Linked DNA regions of Mus musculus: regions 1 and 2 are each linked to region 3. The links are chromatin loops, found by intact Hi-C in ENCODE. Cell type or tissue: left cerebral cortex. All regions are shown on one strand.

What was found. A loop is a pair of places that touch in the nucleus more often than their neighbours do. Peaks named below come from ENCODE experiments on the same cell type or tissue, not always from the same donor. Only the 100,000 strongest peaks of a DNase experiment are listed, where the experiment ranks them.
Region 1: it touches region 3 in a loop (2.9-fold over the local background); 2 of 42 quality-filtered maps call a loop at or near these places.
Region 2: it touches region 3 in a loop (2.0-fold over the local background); 7 of 42 quality-filtered maps call a loop at or near these places.

The regions. Positions count from the first base shown.
Region 1 is chr10:7,659,277-7,667,276 of GRCm38, reverse strand. It overlaps Pcmt1 (protein-L-isoaspartate (D-aspartate) O-methyltransferase 1), which reads left to right and starts at 3,669. Exons shown (of 8, transcript NM_001347228.2): 1 at 3,669-4,202. The coding sequence starts at 3,974. A630066F11Rik (RIKEN cDNA A630066F11 gene) reads right to left here and starts at 3,906. Exons shown (of 1, transcript NR_030698.1): 1 at 2,654-3,906. In left cerebral cortex, no CTCF peak of the experiment used is centred here; DNase peaks (open chromatin) are centred at 3,663 and 3,932; H3K4me3 peaks cover 2,619 bases; H3K27ac peaks cover 1,988 bases.
Region 2 is chr10:7,722,515-7,730,514 of GRCm38, reverse strand. Katna1 (katanin p60 (ATPase-containing) subunit A1) reads right to left here and starts at 4,515. Exons shown (of 11, transcript NM_011835.2): 1 at 4,392-4,515. In left cerebral cortex, no CTCF peak of the experiment used is centred here; DNase peaks (open chromatin) are centred at 3,861 and 4,567; H3K4me3 peaks cover 1,450 bases; H3K27ac peaks cover 320 bases.
Region 3 is chr10:7,777,175-7,785,174 of GRCm38, reverse strand. It overlaps Ginm1 (glycoprotein integral membrane 1), which reads left to right and starts at 4,258. Exons shown (of 8, transcript NM_001346750.1): 1 at 4,258-4,414; 2 at 5,813-5,872; 3 at 7,305-7,401. The coding sequence starts at 4,301. In left cerebral cortex, no CTCF peak of the experiment used is centred here; DNase peaks (open chromatin) are centred at 4,162 and 4,725; H3K4me3 peaks cover 1,299 bases; H3K27ac peaks cover 849 bases.

The DNA.
Region 1 (8,000 bases), 120 kb after region 3:
GGCGGATTTCTGAGTTCGAAGCCAACCTGGTCTACAGAGTGAGTTCCAGGACAGCCAGGGCTACACAGAGAAACCCTGTCTCGAAAAAACAAGAACAAAACAAAAAAGATACACTTCTAATGCCAAGTCAGTCTAGGAACACTGAAAATATATTTGTGCAATAGCTGTGTATGTAATTCTAGAAGAATTTTCTTTACAAAATTAGGGTTTTTGTTCTTTTAAATGAACTTTATTATAAAATGTTGCAAACAACAACAAAAACCAAAATTAATCTGACCCCAAAGACTAAACAGCCCAATGTACTTTTGTACTTTTAGCATAGTCATTCCGAAGCTGTGTAGCTCCATATTGGATTTTATACTTTTACTATCTAGTATATATTTATTTTATCATCAAATATATTTTATGCAATTATCAACCACCAAAACAATAAAATCATTACAGATTTAGAACTCAGGAAACAATTACCTTTAATATTCTTTGATAACTAATTTTTTTAAAAATTATTTTTAATTTTTTAGAAGAGATTCTAAAATCTTATTTTATGTGTATGAATGTTTTGTTTGCACATATGTATGTGTGTGTGCTGCGTGTGTTTATGCCTAGTGGTAAGGCCAACAGAGGGGACTGAAGTCCCTATAACTTGAGTTACACAAAGTTATGACCTGCCTTGTGTGTGCTGGGAAATGACCTCAGGTCCCCTGGCGGAGCAACATGTCTCCAGCCTTTAAACACAGCTTTCTTCTTAGTATTTTAATTATTCATATGTATGTATGTATTTGCATGTGTATATGTGCATGTGAGGCCTGGTGCCTGAAGACCTGAATGTCCTAGAGTGGAGTTAGAGGCAGGTGGGGCCATACCCTTGTGAGTGCCGAGAAGCCAACTCTAGCTCTCTGCAAGAACAGCAAATACGTTTTAACTGCGAGCCATCTCTCTCGCCCTGACAGAGAAAAATCTAAGAGTAAAAATTAAAAAAGAATGCAGGGGGATATATCTTGTGCCAGTCTATGCCCTTCGTTGTACTTCACTGAACATAAAAAAAAAAAAAAAAAAAAAAAAACAAAAACAAAAAAAAAACACTTTAAAAACCCTTAGGGCTGGAAGGATTGCTTAACCACTAACAGCACTTGTTTCTTCCACAGGGCCTGGATTGGTTCAGTTCCCAGCATCTACATCACCAGTGGCTCACAACCATCCATTGGTACACATAAGGTGCACATACATACATGCAGGCAAAGACATTACCGGGAACGGTGACACATGCCTTTAATCTCATCACTCTGGAGACACAGGCAGATCTCTGTAAGTTCCAGGCCAGCCAGAGCTACATAGTAAGACTCTGTCTCAAAAACAAAACAAAACACCCATATGCATAAAATAAACGTATAAAAACTTTCAGCCTCCTCAGCTAGGACTGGGTGTGTAGTTCCGCATTAAAATTATAGGTCCTGAGTCATACCTCTAGTAACAAGAAAAAGGACCCTTAAATTACCCTGGAAGTATTTTCATTAAGGTACCAAATTAATATCTTCCTCTTCTGATTCAAAGTTGACTCACAACAGTAGGAGGAGTCTGGAATTAGAATTTGGAACTCTAGTTTTATCTTCACAAAGATTTATGTGTATGAATGTTTGCCTGCACATACATGTGTGCACCACACGCTAGCCTGGTGCTCAAGAAGGTAAAAAGAGGGTCTAGGATTCCCCCTGGAACTAGGGTTACAAAGGATTGTCAGCCACCACGTGGGTGCTGGGAATTGAACCCAGTATCCTCTGGAAGAGCAATCAATGCTCTCTACTGCTGACCCATCTCTCCAGGCCGTTCGGCTTTTTTTCTTGCTTTGTCAACCTGGTGAGTTCATTTAGACACATAATTAACAATGAGTTTGCTGAGAACTGTGTCACTCGGCAACTTCCCATTCCTACGGTATGTCTGTGCTCTTGGTAACTCCTATGATATTCCTCCACTCCTATTTTGCATAATCTTGTCCACCCTTCAAGGCTCAGTACCCATGTGTACCTTTTCCTGATGGCTGCAGTCTGCGTTGTTCTAGCTAAACCCAGTAGCACTACTATCTAGGTCATTAATGGCACTCACAGTTATTTATTTTTTCTTTTTTTTTCTGCTGTTTGTTGTTAATGGTGTGCAAGAGGGAACCTAAGATCTTCCACTAGTTAGGCAAGACCTCTGCCACACCCCAGCCCAGTGGTGTTCTAATCAGATTTCCATGACTAGGATGTAAGTTCTACAATACAAGAGGAAAGACTTATCAGTATTGCTATTCTCCTTTATATTATAGGAGTTCCAAACTGTGTTGGCTGTTTCTTTAAAAGGAGTCATGATGTGAGAGTTATTAGATTATAAAGAGCTTGAGGGTTTGTTTTTTTTGTGTGTGTGTGTGTGTGTTTCGAGACAGTGTTTCTCTGTGTAGTCCTGGCTGTCCTGGAACTCACTCTGTAGACCAGGCTGGCCTCGAACTCAGAAATCTGCCTGCCTCTGCCTCCTACGTGTGCCACCATGCCTGCCCCCCCCTTTTTTTTTTGAGCTTGAGGATTTTTGTTTTGTTTCGTTTTCCAGCAGCAAGACTGTTACCCAACCTGGCTATTTCTTTTCCCCATACAAAATGCCAGTCACCGAAATGATAGGTTTTGCAAGATAGAATTTATGAGGTGACCAATCATTTGAAAATGGAGAAAACAAGGTCATCTCTGGACCACTTCACCTAAGCTGAGGTTGAGTGATATTTATGGACTGAGGAGCAGGAAAAGGTATTTGGATTAAACTCATCAGATGTAAACATCATGACCCATACAGAAAAGCAGTCAGATGAAAGTACCTAAGCACAAGGAGATTCTAATGAACTTTTACACTCAGACTAGAAGAGCAGGTGGTACTGGGTAGGAAAAAAACGGACGGTCTAAAACTCATCGCTTTACTCTTAATGTTGAACAACACTGACATTTATAGTTAGTTACAGGAGTCATGAAAATAGGTGATAGACATTTCAGGTTGGATGCAGGTTGAGTGTTGCAACTGATGAAGTTTGGTAAGAACTGTAATTTGGAAATTGCTCCTGACATCACAGCACAGCATAGGTGTCTTATCTTCGTTTCCTTCCTGAAAGTTTACTGGAGTCATGGCTGTGTCTCAGTTCAAGTTAGCACACGTTGGATGCGGCAGACAGTGTTTCCTGTCAATTCTTAGAATGTTGCAGAGATGAAAGCAGTAAAATTGGTGTCCAGTCTAAGGATGGAATTTGTGAGCTTAAGCTGAAACTCATACTTGGGTAGGAAGAATAACACTTCCACCACAGGGTACTGAGCTTATTTTGTAACCAATTATAGCTCTCGGCTACTTTTGCTCTTAACCAGGGAAGCATCCCTACCCCCAATTCCATGTCACGGTATTCTTCCACCTTGAATTTATGCCTTCAGAGCTGAAAACAAACCAGAGCCTCTGCTTCATCAGGACCGTGCTGAGACATAGGCTAGTGGACTTCGTACCTGAGAGGCCCTTTGCCCTTGGGCTCTGTTAAAATGATTATTTTGGCCCCATCCAGAAGCCTTAGGTTAGTGCACCGGGTTGGACGAGGCAAGACGGAGTCAGCACACCATCTAGCAATCTAGACAGCCATAGGAGCAGACCGGCCGCTCGCAACAGCTGACGGAGTGGCGATTGCGGAGCCCAAGAAGGCGGCACACGTCGGACCCGCCATCCCGCATCAGCCAGAGCCGCGGCTAGGAAGGAGCCTCATCACGCAGAACACCAGCTCGCCGGCCGCAGGACGGAGGCAGGTGCAGGCCTCAGGAAGGGGAACTGAGCAGCGTTCGTTTGTGCGACCTCGCTGCGGCCACCGAGCACTGGTTATCGCCCCCGCTCGCTACTGGGCTCCAGGACTCCCCCGCCGCGGGCCCCGCCTGGCCGCACCCCGGACTGCGCGGCGTCACAGAGCGCATGCGTGCCGCGGGGGATGCCGGGAGCGCGCATTGGCGGCAGTGGCAGCGACGGCAGTAACAGCGGCCGCTCGAGCGGGGACACCAGCGGGGCGGTGACCGTGTGGGAGGTGGTCTCACTCTTGGGGAAACTGCTAGGGACCGTCGCCGCGCTGAAGGTGGTTCTGTACCTGCTCCGGGTGTGCTTCGCGATGGCCTGGAAATCCGGCGGCGCCAGCCACTCGGAGCTAATCCACAACCTCCGCAGTAAGTGCCACCCCCGCCCGGCGTGGGCCAGGGAGCAGGGCCGGGCCTGGACGCTGTCCCCCCCTGACAATCCGGAACGTTCGGTCTGCACCCCTGCGCCTGCTGGAGGGCGTCGCAGCGCGGTTGCACCGGGAGTTCGGAACGCCGTGCGTTTTTGCAGTCTCCTCTCCCGGGACCTGTCACTCGGCGATGTGGATGGGAAGAGGGTAGTAGCCAAGAGGGAGCTGCTGCGGGTGGGACACGGGCAGTTGCCTCCTCGCAGGCTGCGGGGGACTGGGTGCGGCACAGGTGGCGGGGCTGTTGCTGGAGTCTGCGGTCCCACTAGCGAGGGGCGTGACTTCAGGGTGGGGAAGTGCAGGCTTGTTTCTGGTGACTGGACTAGCACCGAGGGGACACCACCTTCGGCCTACGGGTTCTCTCACTGTTCTCGGTTGATTCCCTGCAAGCTTTCTGTTTTCTGCCTCCCCCGCCCTCTGTTTTTTCCTTTGGAGGGAGATGCTGCTGTCTGATAGCAAGGGGAGGGGAGAGGAGGTTCCGACTATTGCGGTTGCTGGGAGCAGTTTCTCAGGTTGCTGTCCAAAGTATAGGCCCTTGGGGGGGGGGGGGCGGCGGGGGAGCGAGGGATTGTCAGAGCATGCTGCTCCTAAGAGACTTTGTTTGGAGTCTTTGAATCCAGCAGACCATTGTGTGTATAAAATGTTCCAACTTTTTTTTTCAAGAGTGTTCATTGGCTTTTAAAAGCGCGTTTGAAAAGTTTTTTGTTTTGTTTTTGTTTTTTTTTTTGTTTTTGTTTTTTTTTTTTTGTTTTTTTAAAGAATAGCATTTTCTGTAGTCACTGTATTGCTTCCTTTGATGATAGTTTCAGGATAGAATGAATGCTGTGTCACTTTCCTTTCTAAATTGAAATAGTGTTGTTGTCTGGCTCAGAGACCAAGAAGAGCTGCAAGTTCATAACCTCACCCTGATCAGAATTCACAGCTTCTTTTGCCACCAATTTTCAAAAATAATCATAGTCTGCTGGGTGATGTTTTTAATTTTCTTGCGACTTTTCTTTTCTCTTCTTCTTTTTCTTTTTCTTTTTTTTTTTTAAGCCTTTGAGGTATTTATCTTACTTCTCAACTCTATTCATAATCACCGTGAGGGCTGGAACGCTAAACAATGGAATTTTCTCAAAGAATCAATAGTCATCCCCACCCCCACCCCCACCCCCACCCCTCCCAGGAATGCCAATCCCCTTTGCATTAAATGCTGAGATCTATGTAAGGTACAAAAAAGTGAATGAGAGCCGGGTTTGGTGGCGCACTCCTTTAATCCCAGCACTCAGGAGGCAGAGGCAGGCGGATTTCTGAGTTTGAGGCCAGCCTGGTCTACAAAGTGAGTTCCAGGACAGCCAGGGCTATAAAGAGAAACCCTGTCTAGAAAAACAAAAACAAAAACAAAACAAAAAAAAAAGTGAATGAGAGAAATAAGTAGGACATTTGGTACTTAATATTAATCATCACATTTTAAGAATCATAGTTAAATAGACATTAGATGTTAATGAAAGGCAATGAAGTATGTTTAGATAGCTAAATGTTATCAAACTTTGTCAACATTCTCTTTGTAGAAGTATATCTGAAAGCAAATAGATATTTAAACACTGAGGCAATAGTGTAAAGTGTTGTTTATGTTCTTGTGGCTTACACATAAGCCCAGGATTAAGAAATGTTCTATAAAATTTGATAACATGAGCTAAGTGCCTCCTATTGCAGCATAAAACATTCTGAACATGAATTTTGTGACTAGGTAATTTTCCCCCTAAGAGGTTATCACAGTAGACACTTGGCTGTGGTAGACATTTGTGATCTGTCAAGCTTTTAAAGTCTCTTTTGTAGCCAAATTTGTGGTAACCCAACACTAGATCTTTTCCAAGTGGTCTTATTTTTATTTATTTATTTATTTTTAGTTTTTGGTTTTTCTAGACAGGGTTTCTCTGTGTAGTCCTGGCTGTCCTGGAACTCACTTTGTAGACCAGGCTGGCCTCGAACTCAGAAATCCGCCTGCCTTTACCTCCTGAGTGCTGGGATCAAAGGCATGCGCCACCACGCCCGGCTTCCAAGTGGTTTTATAATCACTTTACTGTATTGTATTACTTAACTGAAACTTCTAAGGATACAAAAAATATTTAACATTTATGGATGGTAGATATTTAGTTTTATACTATACATATATAGTGTATGGTATAAACATATATATGTGTGTGTATATATATTTATACATATATATGTGTGTGTGTATATATATATATATATATATATATATATATATATATTGCATGGTAGATATTTAGTTTCATACTAAGTATATAATTCATTAGTAAGAGGAAATTAGAGAATTCAAGCTATTTAGCTTTCTTTAAAAATACTTGGACACTTCTGAAACTTTAAACTTGAGATAATTCTAACTAATCAGCTTATTTTTATTTGTATAGCATTTTATTTTTAAAATGGTATTTACCCATATGAAATTTGCACTTGGCACACAGTTTGAAAATACCTGCTTCTGCAGGGTAGTGGTGGTGCATGCCAGCACTGGGGAGCCAGAGTCAGGTAGGTCTCTGAGTCTGAGGCCAACTTGGCTTACAGAGCAAGTACCCAGGGCAGCCAGGGCTGTGCAGAAGAACCCTGTCTTGAAAAGCAAACAAACAAAATCGAGAAAGAAAATATCTGCTTCTTTCTTTCTTATATATTTTTCTAAAATTTTATTTTTAATTGTGTGGTATTTGAGTTTAAACCTCGTGTCTTAGACATGCCTCCAGAATGAAGGGCTTTTAATTGAAGTCTTAGAAATATGATCAAAAAAAAAAGAAAGAAAGAAAGAAAGAAAGAAAGAAAGAAAGAAAGAAAGAAATGATCATGATGATACTGAAGCAAAGGGACCTCCAAATTGGAAGTGGAGGTTCGAGTTTAATTTTTTAAATTTTTTCTCAAAATGAACTATATGGTTTCCTTAATTTGAATACTGTAATTTGTTGAAATTATTTACTTTCCCTTTTGTACTTGATTTTATAGTAATACATCATTTGTACACTTTGAGAATGTGTGATAGATTTCTTACGATTCGTCGGCTTATGTGTGATGACTGTTCTTTGGTAAGTTTGAACAGTTTCTCTAAAGCTTAAGCAGGCCTTACAGTTGTGGATCACCTACAGAGCTTGTTAGACAACTAGAGCTGGAGACTATAGCTCATGAATTCTTGAGTTGTGCATGTTCAGTTGCAAACCCTGGGACTACATAGACACAGAATTGAAAATACAAGGACACATTCTGCCGCTGTTTCTGCGTTATCAGTTATATATTTTAAAATAACGTTTAAGAAACATTCTGGCCCAGTCTTTTAGAACTCCGTTCATGAATGACTCTGTGCTCAGGGGATTGATGACAGCCAGTTTATTTCTCCTGAAGGCACTCTTGCCAGGGAAGTTTGGGCTACCTACCACCAGAGCCCTAGTTTGTTGGGCTGCTGCAAGGTCGTCACCGTGGCTGTGGATGCCTTCAGCAGTGCCTTCTTGGTTTTCCGGGCCTTCCCTTTTCCTTTGGTTCTATGAGGGGCATGAGATTCCTGCCTGGATTTCAGTGTCATCTTTTAGCATTTAAAATGTTACTCTGGTTATTTAAAATAAGATGAGCAATTTCTTCTCCTTCTCGTCCCAACTTGTTTATTCATAAAAGGGGGAAAATTCAACCCACTTCCTTAGTGTCTGGGTTATGCCTATCTGTGTTTCCTTAGTGTCTGGGTTATGCCTATCTGTGTTTCCTT
Region 2 (8,000 bases), 55 kb after region 3:
CCTGAATATCTGAACACCTAGTGCATGCCGTGCCCACAGAGGTCAGCGAGTGGCATCACATTCCAACACTGAAATCGCAGATGCTTGTAGCAGCTACATGGGAGCTGGAAACCAAACCTGGGTCCTCTGGAAGACTGAGGCATCTCTCCAGACCCATTTGATTATTGTGTGATTACTTCTGCCTTGAAACTCTCTTTGCCCTATAGCAATGCCTAGTCTGGGCAGCAGCACTGAAAGAGAGGAACCTGCCCAGGTCTGGTCAGCTCTGAAAGTGTACAGTAGATCTGTATGGCCCAGGCAGCAGGTCTCTCTGACTTTTTTTTTGATGGTCATGGTCAGGGCTCAAAGCCCAAAGAAGTTATTCCTAGCCTTCTTCAATGGTATACTGTTTTGAATTTCTCTTTCTAGTCAGATAAAATTCCTTTCGAGCCAAATCTGTTTCATTTCTTCAGCGAGGGAAGTGGAAGGACTTCATTAGCTCTGGTTGGCCTAGAACCACAGTGGCTCTCTTGCTTAGCCTCCCAGATGGCAGGATTACAGATGTGAGCTTTCATGCCTAGCTTGATATTTTCCTAACGAACAAATAATGCAACATCAGTCCAAGGCTACATTAACAGATGGCATGCACAGTCCTTGGCTATCAAAAAAACAAATCAAGCCGGGTGTGGTGGCGCATGTCTTTAGTCCCAGCACTAGGGAGGCAGAGGCAGGCAGATTTCTGAGTTCAAGGCCAGCCTGGTCTACAGAGTGAGTTCCAGGACAGCCAGGGCTACACAGAGAAACCCTGTCTCAAAAAACAAAAACAAAACAAAAACAAAAAAACCAAATCAGAACAAAACGAAACCCAAAGTGTTTATGGATATACTGACAAAGCACTCTTATTTCACTAAAAGTTAGATTAAAAATCATCATTTTTCTATTACTCCAACATTATCTAAGCCAGAATATTAACATCTGTATTTTTGACATTCTTCAGTTTCCATTATCATTGCTCAAATTCCACTGCAGAAGAACAGAAACTGGGTTTACCTAGCATAGTACCTGGCAGAATTTGAGGAAGGGTCTATAAAGGGGGAAAAGCTAATAGACAAGATTTTAACTACTATTAGTTATAAACGGTACCCACTGGCTCAAGGTTAATGTAAACACCCCCCCCAAAAAACCCAGTTGCCTCAAGATTGAGAATCTTAGCTCTTAGAAAGACAATCTGCTGCTTCATCTTACTCAAGCCTTCCTTTACACTACCCAACACTCTGTTTACAAGACAAGTATAATTGTGGCCAACAAGCCACAGCAGGAAATTTTTTAATTTAAGCAGAAATTTAATTACATGCAAAAAAGTCACAGCTGTATCAAGCAATCTTAATATCTGCACAAGTTCCTCTACAAAGAGATGAAATACCCCCACCCACACACCCACACACCCACACCCACACGCCCATGTACAACTGGAAAAACCAGTAACTAAAGAGCTCCAGAAGAGGCAGCAAATCCAAGTACTGAGCACTAAGATCTAACCACCAGCCTCACATGAGGCCCTCCCTGGTCCTGGTCCACATATACATAGGTCGACATAGCCTGTCCACATCTGAACAGGACATCATAGCTGTCTAATTTCTAAAGGTATGTAAGGCTGGACTCCACTGAGAACTGCTATTTTTACTCTAACCATGCACAGGTTAATCATTCAAGAACCATTTACAGAGCACCATGGTTTTGTTTGTTTTTCTTTTTGTTTTGTTTTTGTTTTTTGAGACAGGGTTTCTCTGTATAGCTCTGGCTGTCCTGGAACTCAACTTTGTAGTCCAGGCTTGCCTCGGACTCCGAAATCCGCCTACCTCTGCCTCCCAAGTGCTGGGATTAAAGGCTCGCACCACTACGCCCGGTTGAGCACCACATTTTAAAAGAATTGCTTTGAAGATAAAAAGACAAAAGGAGATGAGCAGCTGAGGTAGTGAAGGCAGAGGTCATCACCGGCTGCAGAGCCAGCCTGGACTATATGACAGTCTGTTTCAAATATATACACAAGGAGGAAATACTAGCAATAGACTTTCTTTCTAAGAAAAAACAAAAAGTGTGTGGCAAACCAGGCATGATGGCGCACTCCTTTAATCCCAGCACTTGGGAGGCAGAGGCAGGCGGATTTCTGAGTTCGAGGCCAGCCTGGTCTACAAAGTGAGTTCCAGGACAGCCAGGGCTATAAAGAGAAACCCTGTCTTGAAAAAAAAAAAAAAAAAAGTGTGTGGCACAGTGCATGTGCAGGTCAGAGGACAAGTAACCGTGTGGAGTAGACCCTCCTGGTTTCAGGAGTTGAACGCAGGCTGGCAAAGCACCCTCAAATGTACTAGAGACACACAAGTAATTTCAGGAAATTTACCTCTAGAATATGAGGAATTAGTTATTGGCAGTCAATGGCTGACAAGAACAGTCACAGTCCTATGAGCCACAGACGCTGGCCGGCTGGCCACCCATGTACACACAGACAACACTAACTGGTCTCAAAGGCTTATTAATAACAATGGGAATTTATTAATAAAACAACATAGGATCTGAAGTTGGGGAGATGGAAACACTTGGGGTGGTGTTGGAGGTAGTGTTGAAGGGATACAATCAACATACATGGTGTAAATACATGAAATTTTCAAAGAGTAAAAAAATATTTAAAAGAAAATAGTAGTGACTGTGTAGCAATTATGGAATTATGATAAAGACAAAAAGAAATTAGACTTTGAAATTCCTTTTTAGGTTTTGTGGAAAGAATATGGTAGGGTTATTTTTGTTTTACTTCCCAGTCACTCCAGCATCGGATCCTCTTGCCTCTGCTCTATACTGCCTTGTACACTTGTACCGTCAAGGAAAACGAGCATCAGCCGGGCAGTGGTGGCACATGCCTGTAATCCCAGCATTTGGGAGTCAGAGGCAGGCAGATTTCTGAGTTCGAGGCCAGTCCTGGTCTCCAGGACAGCCAGGGCTACACAGAGAAACCCTGTCTCGAAAAACAAAAAAACAAACCAACAAACAAAAAAAGAAAGAAAGAAAGAAAGAAAAGAAAAGAAAAGAAAAGAAAAGAAAAGAAAAGAAAAGAAAAGAGAAAAGAAAGGCAGGCAGGCATCACTGTTCTCTTGGGAGCTAATTACATAAAAAGTACTAATGATTACTAAATAAAAGCTTGAACTGGGGGAAGTGTAGCCGCCTGTAATCCCAGTACCAGGCAGAAGCAAGAGTTTCAGAAGTTCAGGCCAGTTTAGGCTACAAAGGACACTGTCTATAAATAAATAAACAAATAAGGGCTGGCAACAGTTACAAGCCTAGCCTACACGCAGTACAAGGCAGAGGCAAAAGGATCCGGAGTTAAGGACCAGCTCTGGCTACAAGAGACACTGAAGAAAGAGGAGAGGGAGAGGAGAGAGAAGAAGAGAAAGAGAAAGAGAAAGAGAAAGAGAAAGAGAAAGAGAAAGAGAGAGAGAGAGAGAGAGAGAGAGAGAGAGAGAGAGAGAGAGAGAGAAAGAGAAAGAGAAGAAAGAGAAAGAGAAAGAGAGGAAAGGAAAGAAAAGAAAGAGGAGAGGAGGGGGAGGGGAGGGGGAGGGAGAGAGGAGAGGGAGAGGAGAGGGAGAAGAGAGGGAGAAGAGAGGGAGAAGAAAAGAGAAGAGAAAAAAGAGAAAGAAGAAAGGAAAGGAAAGAAAGAAAGACAAGTTTTCGTTTGTATGCCACTGAACCCACATACTGAATGAAACAAATGCTTCCTGGGATAAATTTTCTCCACAGCGCCAAATCAAAAAAGCCAAAAGCTTTCATGAGAACACTAGGCTCTCAGATTAAGAAACTAACCCCAAGAGTGGCGTGGTTGCACACACCTTTAATCCCAGCGCCAGGAGGTAAAGGAAGGCTAGTCGGGTCTACAGAGCGAGATCCAGAACAGCCAGGGAGAGAGAGAAAGAACGTCAATATTATCACCTTTAAAAGCAACAAAAACAAAACAACAAACGCCGGTGAGGGGGCTCAGCAGGTAGAGGCATTTGCCCAGCATGCCGGGCTACCCGAGTTCAACTCTGGGACCCTCGTAAAGGCGGATGGAGGGAAGCGACCCCAGAGAGTTGTCCTCTGACCTCCACTCACGCGCCCACATCTACACCATACTCAACAATAGCAATAAATCTAAAACTAAAAACAAAGGCCAACACAAAGGAGAAACAACAGAAAGAAGTAAGCCACCAGAAAGCAGTACAACTCCAACCTAACAAACTGTACGAAAAGAAGCTGAACCCCAACCTCCAGGCTCTGGGGATTTTACAAGGCGGAAGTTTCGGGATGGGGGCGTGAAAGCTTCGAACGCGTTCCCTGGTCGGGTGTCGCGGGGGCGGAACAGGGAGCCTGGAGGCCCGAGCACTCACCTAGCGCAGCCCAGGCTACCCGCCGCAGCTCCGGGTCGGGACCAAGTTGAAATGAAACCGGGAAAGCCCCTCTTAAAAGGATAGTTCCCGCACCGGCGGGGACACGCCCCGGAAGTGCGTGCTCTACGGGCGTGCGCGCGCAGGCGGAACCTGCGGAGGGGCGTGGCCGAGCTCGGGGTGCTTCTGCGCACTGTGCGCCGCGGCTAGGAAATGGGAGTAGGCGTGGGGAAGGAAAGTAGGCGGGGCGAAGGACTTGGCAATACCCCGCCTACTTCAGTACTTACTCTGTGGACCATTATCTCTTCCCAGGGCTTCTTCACTCTGCCTTAGCAGGAGATTTACACTAAGCTGCTCTGAGGTTAGGAGGTCAGGGGCTCTCTTACAGGTGAGTGTCAGTGCTCAAGCAATTCGTTTATGACAAATCTTGCTTTAGAGCCCGGTACTTAGGATTATGAAGCCTGGGACCCATGTGTCAGGGTAACGCGAATACTCTCAAGACATGCTAAGGGGTGAGATTTTATTTCCAATTCCAGGTGATCCATCACCCTCTTCCTATATCACAAAACACAGGGCACAAACTGGTACACATACATGCATGCAGGCAAGCCACTGCATATATGAAATAATGTTTTACAGGGTTTAAAGTCTTCTAAATTTTTCACCAAAAATAGAAAATATATTTTCTGCTCTAGTAGATGTGAACGTTAGTGTCACAGAGCACAGAAAACTATAATCAGCACATCAGCAAGAATAAAAAAGACCACTTAGAGAGATATAGATCAATTACTCCAAGAGATGGATTTATAATCTATACAAATGCAAAGGCCTGTTAATTTATAAAACCGGATTATAATTTAAAAGCTTCTCAAAGGTGCAAAATGAATGTATATGGTATACTTAAATATATAGGAAATCCTAGAACCTACAGGATGAATCTGTAGTAACTAATCAGAAGTATCCGGGTGGGAGTTAGTTAGGAGTTGGGAATGATGTTCTGTAGTGGAGATGTCTTCCCAGGTGTACAGTTTTACACATGAAATGAAAGTTGTAATTTGAGTTTATGTAAATTATACCTCAGTGATGTTTTGTTGTTGTTTTTTCCTTGGATATTTTCTTTTCTTTTAAGAATTATTTATTATATGTATATGAGTACACTGTAACTGTCTTCTGACACACCAGAAGAGAGCATCAGATCCCATTACAGGTGGTTGTGAGCCACCATGTGGTTGCTGGGAATTGAACTCAAGGTCTCTGGAAGAGCAGTCGGTGCTCTTAACCGCTGAGCCATCCAGATATTTTCTTTACTTACAATTCAAATGTTATCCCCTTTCCCACCCTGGCCCCCAGGAAACCCCCTATCCCATCCTCCCTCCCCCTGCTTCTATGAGGATGTTCCTCCACCCATCCACCTACTCCCACATACCTGTTTGTTGCTGTTTCAAGACAAAGTCTCACTCTATAACCTCTCCTAGCCTGGAACTTATCACATACCCCAGGTTGACCTCAGACTCATAGTTTCTCTGCTCTTAAGAGTCCCCATTACAGCCATGGGCTTCTGTGCCTGGCGTCAGTGAAAATGTTTGAAATAGAAAGACAAACCCCCAAAAGGTGACTTACAGTGTGTGGTGGTTTGAATATGTTTGGCCCAGGAAAGTGGTACTGTTAGGAGACATAGCCTTATTGGAGTAGGTGTGGCCTTGTTGGAGGAAATGTGCCACTGTGGGGATGGGCTTTGAGACACTCCTCCTAGCTACCTGGAAGACAGTAGTCTTCTCCTGTTTGCCTTTGAAACAAGGTTTACAACTCTCAGATCCTCCAGCCATGCCTGCCTGGAAACTTCCATGATGAGAATGGACTGAACCCGTGAACCTGTAAGCATGCTCCAATTAAATGTTCACCTTTATAAGAGCTGCCGTGGTCATGGTGTCTCTTCACAGCAATGAAACCCTAAGACACAGTGACTACTTCTATTTACTTACTTGTACAATTAAACAACAAACAGTTATAGTTACCCTTAAACCACAGAGATTTCAAACTTCTCTTTTTTTAGAAGATAGAATCACAATAAATAACCCATGGTCACCTCAAACTCAAGGGGGAATCCTCCTGCCTCCGTTTCCTAAGTGCGGTCACACAATTTTCTGCTGACCTACTTTGCCTTTTTACTTTTGCAGTGCTGAGTCCAGTTCTATATAGAGCTGCATCCCAGCTCTTCCTAGCTCCATCCAGCTCACCAGCTCACAGCTGGATGCATGCAATCACTAGAACCCATAAAAGTAAAAATAAAGGGTCCTGTATAGTTTTTTGTCAACTTGACACAAGCTAGAGTCATCTGAAAGGAGGGAGCCTCAGTTGAGAAAGATCATAAGATCCAACTGTAGGAGATTTTCTTAATTAGTAATTAATATGGGAAGACTCAGGCCATTGTTGGTAGGGCCATCCCTGGGCTTGCGGTCCTAGGTTCTATGAAAAAGCAGACTGAGCAAGCCATGAGGAGCAAGCCAGTAAGCATCAGCTTACTCCATGGCCTCTGCATCAGCTCCTGCCTCCAGGTTCCTGCCCTGTTTGAGTTCCTGTCCTGGCTTCCTCCAGTGATAGACTATAAAGTGGAAGTATAAGCCCAACCCTTTCCTCCCCAACTTGCTTTTGGTTGTGGTGTTTTATCACAGTAACAGTAGCCCAGACTAGGACTGGGGCTAGGGATATGGTGATACACACCTTTGATCCCAGCACTCTCAGGAGGCAGAGACAGGAGGATCCCTATGAGTTTGAGCCATCCTGGTCTATATAACAAGATCTAGGACAGCCAAAGTTACATAGAGATACCCCGTCTCAAAGGAGGAGAAAGAGAAGGGAAAGGAATAAGGAAGAAGAGGAGAAGAGGAGGAGAAGGAAGGAAGGAAGGAAGGGAGGAAGGGAGGGAGGGAGGGAGGGAGGGAGGGAGGGAGGGAGGGAGGGAGGGAGGGAGGGAGGGAGGACTGGAAGGAAGGAAGGAAGGAAGGAAAGAAAGGAAGGAAAGAAAGGAAGGATTGCATAGCTTCCGTCTGGATAGAATACATGTCAGTTGCCCTCACATTTCATTACCCTAGAAAATCATGTGGTCAGTCTAACTTCAAAGGAACAGACATGTGCGACTCTGCAGTGTCCTCTGGAGAGAGTGCATAGGAGCCATTACTGCTTCACTAGCTATTGCTCAAACAAGTGGATCTCAAGTGGGGCTTAGGAAATGAGACTGTATTTTTTTTTTCTGGTGAACAGCCAGACTAATGTGAACTGAGAAGCTACAGGGAAAGAGGTAGAAAGGTGGGTGCTAGCCAAAGAGTTACACTTTATTAACTAAGCAAAGGAAAAGTGGAAAGTGTTCAAGTGAAGGTATAGATTATGTAGCAAAAGGAGGATACATTTGCAGCTAAAAGAAGAAGTAACTTGGAGGAAAGGGAAAACAGGGTGGCTTCTCAGAGAGGTGTGACCTCTGGAATTGCACAGGAGGGGAATGGCCATAAAGGGTAAACTCCTGACAATGTTTGCTTACTGTCTCTTGCTCCAGGAGGCAAAATTACGTTGGATATCATGCCTAACATATTGAAGGCACCAATTGGAAAGTTGTAG
Region 3 (8,000 bases):
TCTCTCATGTGTGCATGCTCAGCCTGGTTTCTTATTTAAAAAAAAACCCAGGGCCACCAGCCCAGAGACGGCCCCTCCTACAATTGGCTCGACCTTCCCTATCAATCAGGAATTAAGAAAATGCCCAGGAGGCAGATGTATCCATATTTGGGTTCAAAGATTATTAATGATCAATTAGAGGTCTATTCTGTGTCTTACATACTTCACTTTCTAAGCTATTAGATGTTTCAAACTATTTTCTGCCTCAAATATCAGAATGCATCAATGTGCACATAGTCAAACTGGCTGGGTAGTAGGTAAATGGAACCCTTGGATGAGCTTTGTGCTCAAATAAATCCAGTTGACATGAGCTGACTCAAAATAAGATCAAAGTATGTACTGCACTAATACTGATGGGTTTATTATTCATAAGCAACTGCCAAGTTAATTCTTGATTTTGCATATGAACGTCAAAGTCAGGTGGATGAAACCATTTTCTTCTGAATAGAAAGTGAACAGAACCTTTTAACGAGGTATAGTCACAGTTGGGGGATTGTTAGCTCATCATAGTTGTGTAATTTTATTTTTTCAAATTATGGGATTCATGTGTGCATGTAATAAAATGGGACCCAAAGAAAGCAGTGCCATACAGATGATAAAGTTGGTCTTCATCAGCGTTAACTACTTAGCTTTTTTTTTTCCTTTGTCCAAAGAATAAGTGCCAAGGAGAATCTATTTGAGCTGGCTCCATGCTTTAAAGTTTGGCTGCTCCTTCCCGGAGCTCATGCCACGAGCAGAGACAGTGAAATAAAGAATGGACTGTCTGATACTAGGAAGAGCTCTCTTGCTAAACAAGCGGCCTTTTCTCCCTACCACCTTGTCACACACATGTACTTTGGGACCTTTTGCATATATTCTATATATTCCACACTCCATGCCTGTCTTTTTCTGAACTTGGATTATTTTTTTTATTTATTTATTTATTTATTTATTTGTGTGTGTGTGTGTGTGTGTGTGTGTGTGTGTGTGTGTGTGTGTGTTTGCATGTGTTAGTCAGAAGGCCTTACAACCTTTGGAACTAAAACTACAGGTGGTTGTGAGCCACCTACATTGGGCCCTCGGAACTGAATTCCAATCAGTTGTTAGAAGAGCAACAAGCACTCTTAACTGCTGAGCCATCTCTCTAGTTCTCTAGACTCATTTTTAATTCCAGAAGTTTATCACAGAGTGTAATAGCCAGTAGTTTTAGATGACCAGAGAAGTAAGTAGGCCTTCATTATAGAATCCACCAATAAGTTAGTACTGATGTACAGTACCTCATAGTGGTTGAGAACTTAGCTAAAAAGTGAACATTTTCTGGGCTGTGGTGGTACACACCTTTGATTCCAGCACTTGGGAGACAGAGGCATGTGGATGTCTGTGAGTTCAAAGCCAACCTGGTCTGTAGAGTGAATTCTAGAACAGCCAGGGCTACACAGAGAAACACTGTGAACATTTAACGAGTCCTTCTTAGGTTTGTTATGGCGAATCTCATCCTAGTCTCCTCTTTGCCCATGTTACCTCTGTCAAAAAGAATTCCAAGACACACAAATGTCGTGTACAGATATTGCAAGGTAAAGTGGGGCACTCTCAAGGTTGACAAGTGGACAAAGAACCACTGCAAAGGAAACACTCTCAAAGGGTGAGGGTGGATAAAGACCAGAGATAGCTTTCCTGAGGGATGGTTTTCCTGTACAGGTAATTGATAGGCCCATTTTGGTTAACTCAAGTTTTTTTTTTTTCTTTTCTTTTTTGAGACAAGGTTTCATGTAACCAACAATGACCTTGAGCTGATGGGAATTATATTCCTTATCACACCCAGGTTTTGGGTTTTGCTTTTATTTATTTACATGTGTGTGTGTGAGGTGTGTACACACTTGTACCACAGTGGGTATGTGGACATCAGAGGATAACTTGCAAAGAGTTGGTTCTCTCCTTCCATCATGTGGGCTTCCAAGGGCTAAAGTCAGGTTTTCAGGCTTGGCAGCAAGAGCCTTTATCAGCCGAACCATCTTGATGGGCCCACAGTCAATGCTGGGAATGAACCCAGGGCTCTGAAGCACTGTACCAAGGGAGAGGTGGATTCATTGCTAAGGATGGGGACAGTGATGTGGCTGTGCTTTACCAGAAAACCCCCAGCTAAACAGTAATATTCTAGACTGCTACAGTGTCTCCAGCAGAGCTCATGCATTTAGTAGTCACAGTTCAGCAATTTCATTTCCTGGATTTACCATCTGCTGATTATGAAGGAGGGGGGATCCATCCTTAATGACCTACTAATATCTGAGAGCTACCTAGCAGTTTACTGTACCCTAGAAGTAAGGCATATGGCAGAGGTAGTAGGAGAAAATGGCTTCAAAAGCTGAAAAAAAAAATCCTTTCTATGGCAAAGGTTTTATTTCAAAGAAAAACTAAATACATTTCTTTAAAAAAAAAGATTTATTTTATGTATATGAGCACACTGTAACTGTACAGATGGTTGTGAGCCACCATGTGGTTGTTGGGATTTGAACTCAGGACCTTTGGAAGAGCAGTTGGTGCTCTTAACCACTGAGCCATCTGACCAGCCCCCTAAATAAATTTCTTATTCTACCTAACAGGCCATACATACAACTACGTGTCAATCGGTATGCAATCCTGTATTAAGAAAACTCCTTCCCCGGGGGAGCTGTGAGCATCTACCCCTACTTCTAAGGTCTATGACAAACCAAAATATAATCCCACCAGCATTCGCCCAGGAAGTCCTTGGGTTTATTGGGCTTACTCATGTGAGGGGTTAGTAACAGAAGTGTGGGGACCCCAGGGCAATGGTGGGAAATCACCACGGCTGAGGGCTTCTCAGTAACCTCCTGGCTGGGGTCCGGTCTCCTACTCTTCCCCAGCCAATATGCTCCAGCCCCTCCCTGAAGTTCAGTGCGATTAGGACAGAATTGTTTTCCAGCTGGCCTCACGACCTGAGTTGGATCCCCGTAAGCCACATGGCAGAAGCGGAGAACTGGCCCCCGGATGTTGTCCTCTCACGTCCACATGACACCTTGCTCCACAATAAATACAAGCTAAAGGGTTAGAAAAAGGGTTTGGAAAGGCGGCTCAGCGGTTAAGGCCCCTTATTGCTCTTACAAAGGACTGGGGTTTGATTCTCAGCACCCACATGGTGGTTTACAACTCATTTACATAAAATTTTAAAAATTAACAGGTTAAAGAAAGGTCTACACCTTCATTTCATAGGTTAGGAAAGTAATGGAGCAGAATGTGGAGACATGTGAACCGGGCTTCATTTGGTGGCATTTTCTCTCGACGCCAAAAGTACAGTGGGACATTTAAGGTAAGGGCCAGGTCCTCAGCCCTGACCCATGACAAATTATCACTTTCCCAGCTCTAGTGCAATCTAATCGAATCAGATACTTGGGGCTGTACGGAGGCCCAGTACTTCATAAACTTTTTAAAGTCTCACCTGGCCGGGCAGTGGTGGCGCACGCCTTTAATCCCAGCACGTGGGAGGCAGAGGCAGGTGGATTTCTGAGTTCGAGGCCAGCCTGCTCTACAAAGTGAGTTCCAGGACAGCCAGGGCTATACAGAGAAACCCTGTCTCGAAAAACAAAAACAAAACAAACAAACAAAAGTCTCACCTGTAGCCAGAGGTGGCAATTTATGAGTCAGTAGGAATGGTGGTGTTTGCCTGTAATCTCAACACTCAGGAGGCAGAGGCAGGAGAATTGTCACAAGTTGAATGTCAGCTTGGTGTAGATAGAGGGTTCTGGAGCTGCATAGTGAGAGCCAGTGAAAAAGCGGGTACCTCTCCAAGTGCTAAATTTTTATTTATCATTCCTGACATTTTATAAGACACTAGTTGTTTCATTTTTTTGTAAGTATATCGACATATTGATACTAATGAAAAAGTACCATCAAGGTTGAGGTGAGAGGGTGGCACACTTCTGTAATTCCAGCAGGATCAGTAAGTAGTTCAAAGCTAGCCTAGGCTACTGTTTCGAGATCCTGTTTCGAAAGAGAAAACAAAATCACACTCCAAAAGTAAAGGCTTCGTAAAGAATTGCACTTGTTTGGAGAAAACCCCTTTCTCATCTCAAACTCCCGGAGGACGCTCACAAAGTTGGCTCCGCCCATAGACGTCAAAGGCCTGCGCAGCCCCAGCAGCTCGGTCGACCCGCCCCATTTGGGAGGGGTCGGTCCCGCCCCCCAGCCCCTCCCCTCCCCTAGGCCCCGCCCCGCCCCGGACCGCCACGCCCTCACCTCCCGCCGCGCCGGGCCGGTGTTGTCCAAGATGGAGGGCGGCCTGTCGGCGCCGCTGTCCGTCCGGTTGTTGCTGTTCATAGCGCTGCCAGCCGCGGGATGGCTGACCACCAACGCGCCCAGGCCGCCGTCCACAGCCCCGCAGGTAGGGCTGGGCGTCCGCAACAAGCCGCTCCTCTGCCTGGACCTCCGGGAGCCCGGGCGGGGTGACGCTGCCCCCTCCCGCAGGTGGACAGCCGAGAGTGCGGGGCTGGACCGGGTCTGGCCGCCGGGAGAGAAAGGGGGGGCTTTCCCGGATGCCGGGTGGGGTGGGTCCCCCGAAAGGGAACGCAAGGAAGGCGTGCAGGCGTCCTTGAAAGTGTGGTCAAGACTGCGGCCATCGAACTTGAGTTTCCTAGCGCCTCTCGAATCGGTTCGGATCCTGCCAGGTTTTGCTGTCGAAAATGCGTGATCGCTAGTGACTTCGGTCGTTTGTAATGGCTCCTTCCTGGGTTAGCGCCCGGTCCTGGGCCCTGAAGATGTTTGTGTTGCCCAATTAGCAATTTTCCAGGCCACCTGTGTCTGCTCGGCCGCGACCAGGAGGGAGTGCCTTTCTTGGTCTCGGGGCCACTCGGGCTAGCGACTGAGGGAGGCTGAAGGTCTATCGCTTCCCGGATGGGCTTTTTATTGGATGTGTGTTTGTGTGTGTGTGTGTGTGTGTGTGTGTGTGTGTGTGTGTGTGGTCGTGGGGGTGGGGTGGGTGGGAGGAGCAGTCCTTTCCTGCGTGATGGGTCGGAGATGAGTTTCTTCAACATCCCAGGGGAACGAGATTCAACCGCTCTAAGGTCACAAGTCTTTCAGATTCCTGGCTTACTGTGAGAACCCTGCCATTGCAAAATGCCAGCCCATGATTTACTCTTGTTGCCACATTGGCCTTCTTCAGTATAGTAGGAGAAAGTTTAGAGATTATAAAATTCGAGTTTTCCCCAAATGACAAGAAACTTATGTGGTAGGAACACACTAAAGACAGAAGTGACTGTCATGATAAATGTCACTTTTTATGTTTAAAACTTTACTTGTTGTGTATATGTGGTGTTGGATCGGGAACTTACACCAATGGAGGTCACAGGATAACCTTGTGGATTCAGTGTTTCCCATGGTCCTGTTTTGCAACAAGTGCTTTTATAACTCTTGAGCCATCTCCAGCTCTTTATTCTGCTTATAATGTTTTAGAATTATGCTAGAACTCTTCTTTTGAATACAGAAATCACAAAGCAGTAGCAACAACCTTGCAACTCTCAAGCACACTTGTATATGAAATTGTAGTTGAGCCGCAATTTCTTCTGGGTAAAATAGCAACTGTGCGGACAAGCACCCGGAAACCAAATAAATACTGGGTGATTGTAAAGTTATAGAGATATGGACTTATTTCCTCTCTTTTAGAATTTTGGAGATTCTTCATCATCTCTTCTGAATCCAAGAAATATTTGAACTTGCCCGCACAGTCAGTTTATTTTCAATATGTAAAGTGAGTATCTGTCCAACCTATACCTTTGTTTTGTAGAATGGCATCCAAATCAATGTAACTACCCTGAGCAAGAGTGGGGAAGAGTCTGAAGAACAGGTTTGTCTTCTTTTGATTATATTTTTACTATAATATTTAGCCAGAAAGTTTTACTGATTGTATTAGTCCATTTTCTGTTATTACATTGCAATGCCCAAGGCAGGCTACTACATATAAATACATGAAATCTATGCCAGGCTATATGAGGCTAGGCGTAGCACTTCATTCCTGTAATCCCAGCACTTTGGAGGCTGAGGCAGAAAGGGCTTACCTCAAATTAAAGTCAGCCTGTGCTTCTTAAGTAGCGAGACTGTCTTAAGAAACCCAAAACCAAGGACGGGAAGGATGGCTCAGTGGTTAAGAGCAGTGACTGCTCTTGTAGAAGATCCAGGTTGGATTCCCAACGTCCCCAAATGGCAGTTTATAACCATCTATAGCTGACCTAGACCAGCAGGTCATTCTCCAGTGACAGGCTGCTGAGGGGATGAGAAGATAAAGAAGATAGAAAAGTAGGGATCAGGGGGCTTGCATAAGCTATGTCTTATGTCAAGCAAGCTTACGATAGATATACAGTGTCTAGTGTGTAGTTTTATGGGAAAAATGGTACTGAGTCAGTAAAAGTCTGCTATACTGTGGGAATAAGTCAGCAGGAAGTGATTCAAGCAGTTCTACACAAGGGGGGAGGGTACTGGATATCTCAAGGGTGTCAGAGGATGGGGTTGGGACACACAACGTAGCCCCTTAGGGTGGGAAGTGTTGGGTTCTCAAAGATCAGAATCTGTAGCTGTCCCAAGGTCCTGGCTCCAGGCCATACTGACTCTGCCAAGCAGGCTCAAGGGTTAGAGACAGTTTAGAAGAATGTTTTTGCTATACATCAGGGCCTCAGGGAAAGCCTTAGATCAGCCTAGCCTTCAACATGTATCTTCACTTCCAGGGAAGCAGCACCCTGTTTTCCTCTTAGGCACTACACACACGGTGCACAGACACGCATGCAGGCAAAGCATCTATACAAATAAAATAAAAATATATAACTTATTAAAAAAACCAAATCAAACAAAACAAAAGCCCTAAATAAAACCAAAAGGGCTTTTGATGTTTTGCTTTTAGCTTAGTTATGGAGGCTCAAGGACATAGTGCTGGTGTTGGTTGTCTTTGGTCTTATGGCAAATGGTACCAGAGTGATAGGAGCTAACAGGAGGACAAATTTATTTTGCCAGATACCAGATAAGAGAGACTGGGATCCCACAGTGCCTTTGAAGACATTGTCCTAGGGATTAGACATCTACCACTAAGCTTTGTATCTTAGAGGGCTCCCTTCCCCCAAACATCACCACTTGGAGAGAGACCAAGCTTCCAACACATGGGTCTTTGAGGGGCAGAGCCAAACTATAACACCTGCTACACACATAGTTAGATGATGTATTTTTGATATGAAGAGTTTGTGGTCATTTATAAACCATTGAAATTAATGTATATGCTGCTTTATTTCAAGGTTGTTCTTAACATAACCTATGAGCGTGGACAGGTATATGTAAATGACTTACCTGTAAATAGTGGTGTAACCCGAATAAGCTGTCAGACTTTGATAGGTGAGTACTATTGAATTGTTTCCAACATTACTGTGTCTTTAATAATATTAAATTAGTTCTGATGTGAAGTGGGACCTTAAAGTGATACATTGTTTCTATAGTAGTAGCTAAGGCATTAAAACTCGTTGATTATTGAGATGCTGTGTACTTATTCCTTCTTGGGACTGGCCTTTAGTTACTGGTAGGTTAGAAGTGTAACTAGCATAGAAGTGGTAGATTAGCATAGGTGTGGGCTAGCCAGCTGGAGAACCCTAGTTCTCATTCATCCTGGTTGTAGAAGATAGATACTAATTGTATGTGCGGCTCCTCCTTTATTGTTCTTACTCATCTGTCAACAAAATGCTCTTCTTTTTAGACTCATTTCTTTTTATGTGTATGGTGTTTGGTCTGCATGCATAGCTGTGCCATATGTGTACTTGGTACCCAAGAAGGCCAGAGAGGATGTTGGATCCTCTGGAACGGGAGTGGTTGGCAGTTGTGAGCCACTGTGTGGGTTCTGAGGACTGATCCCAGGTCCTCTGCGAGAGCAGCAGGTGCTCTTTTAAAAAGCCCCTGCTTTTCTCTTTAAACCTCAAGGGTTTTGGTTATTTAAAGAATCG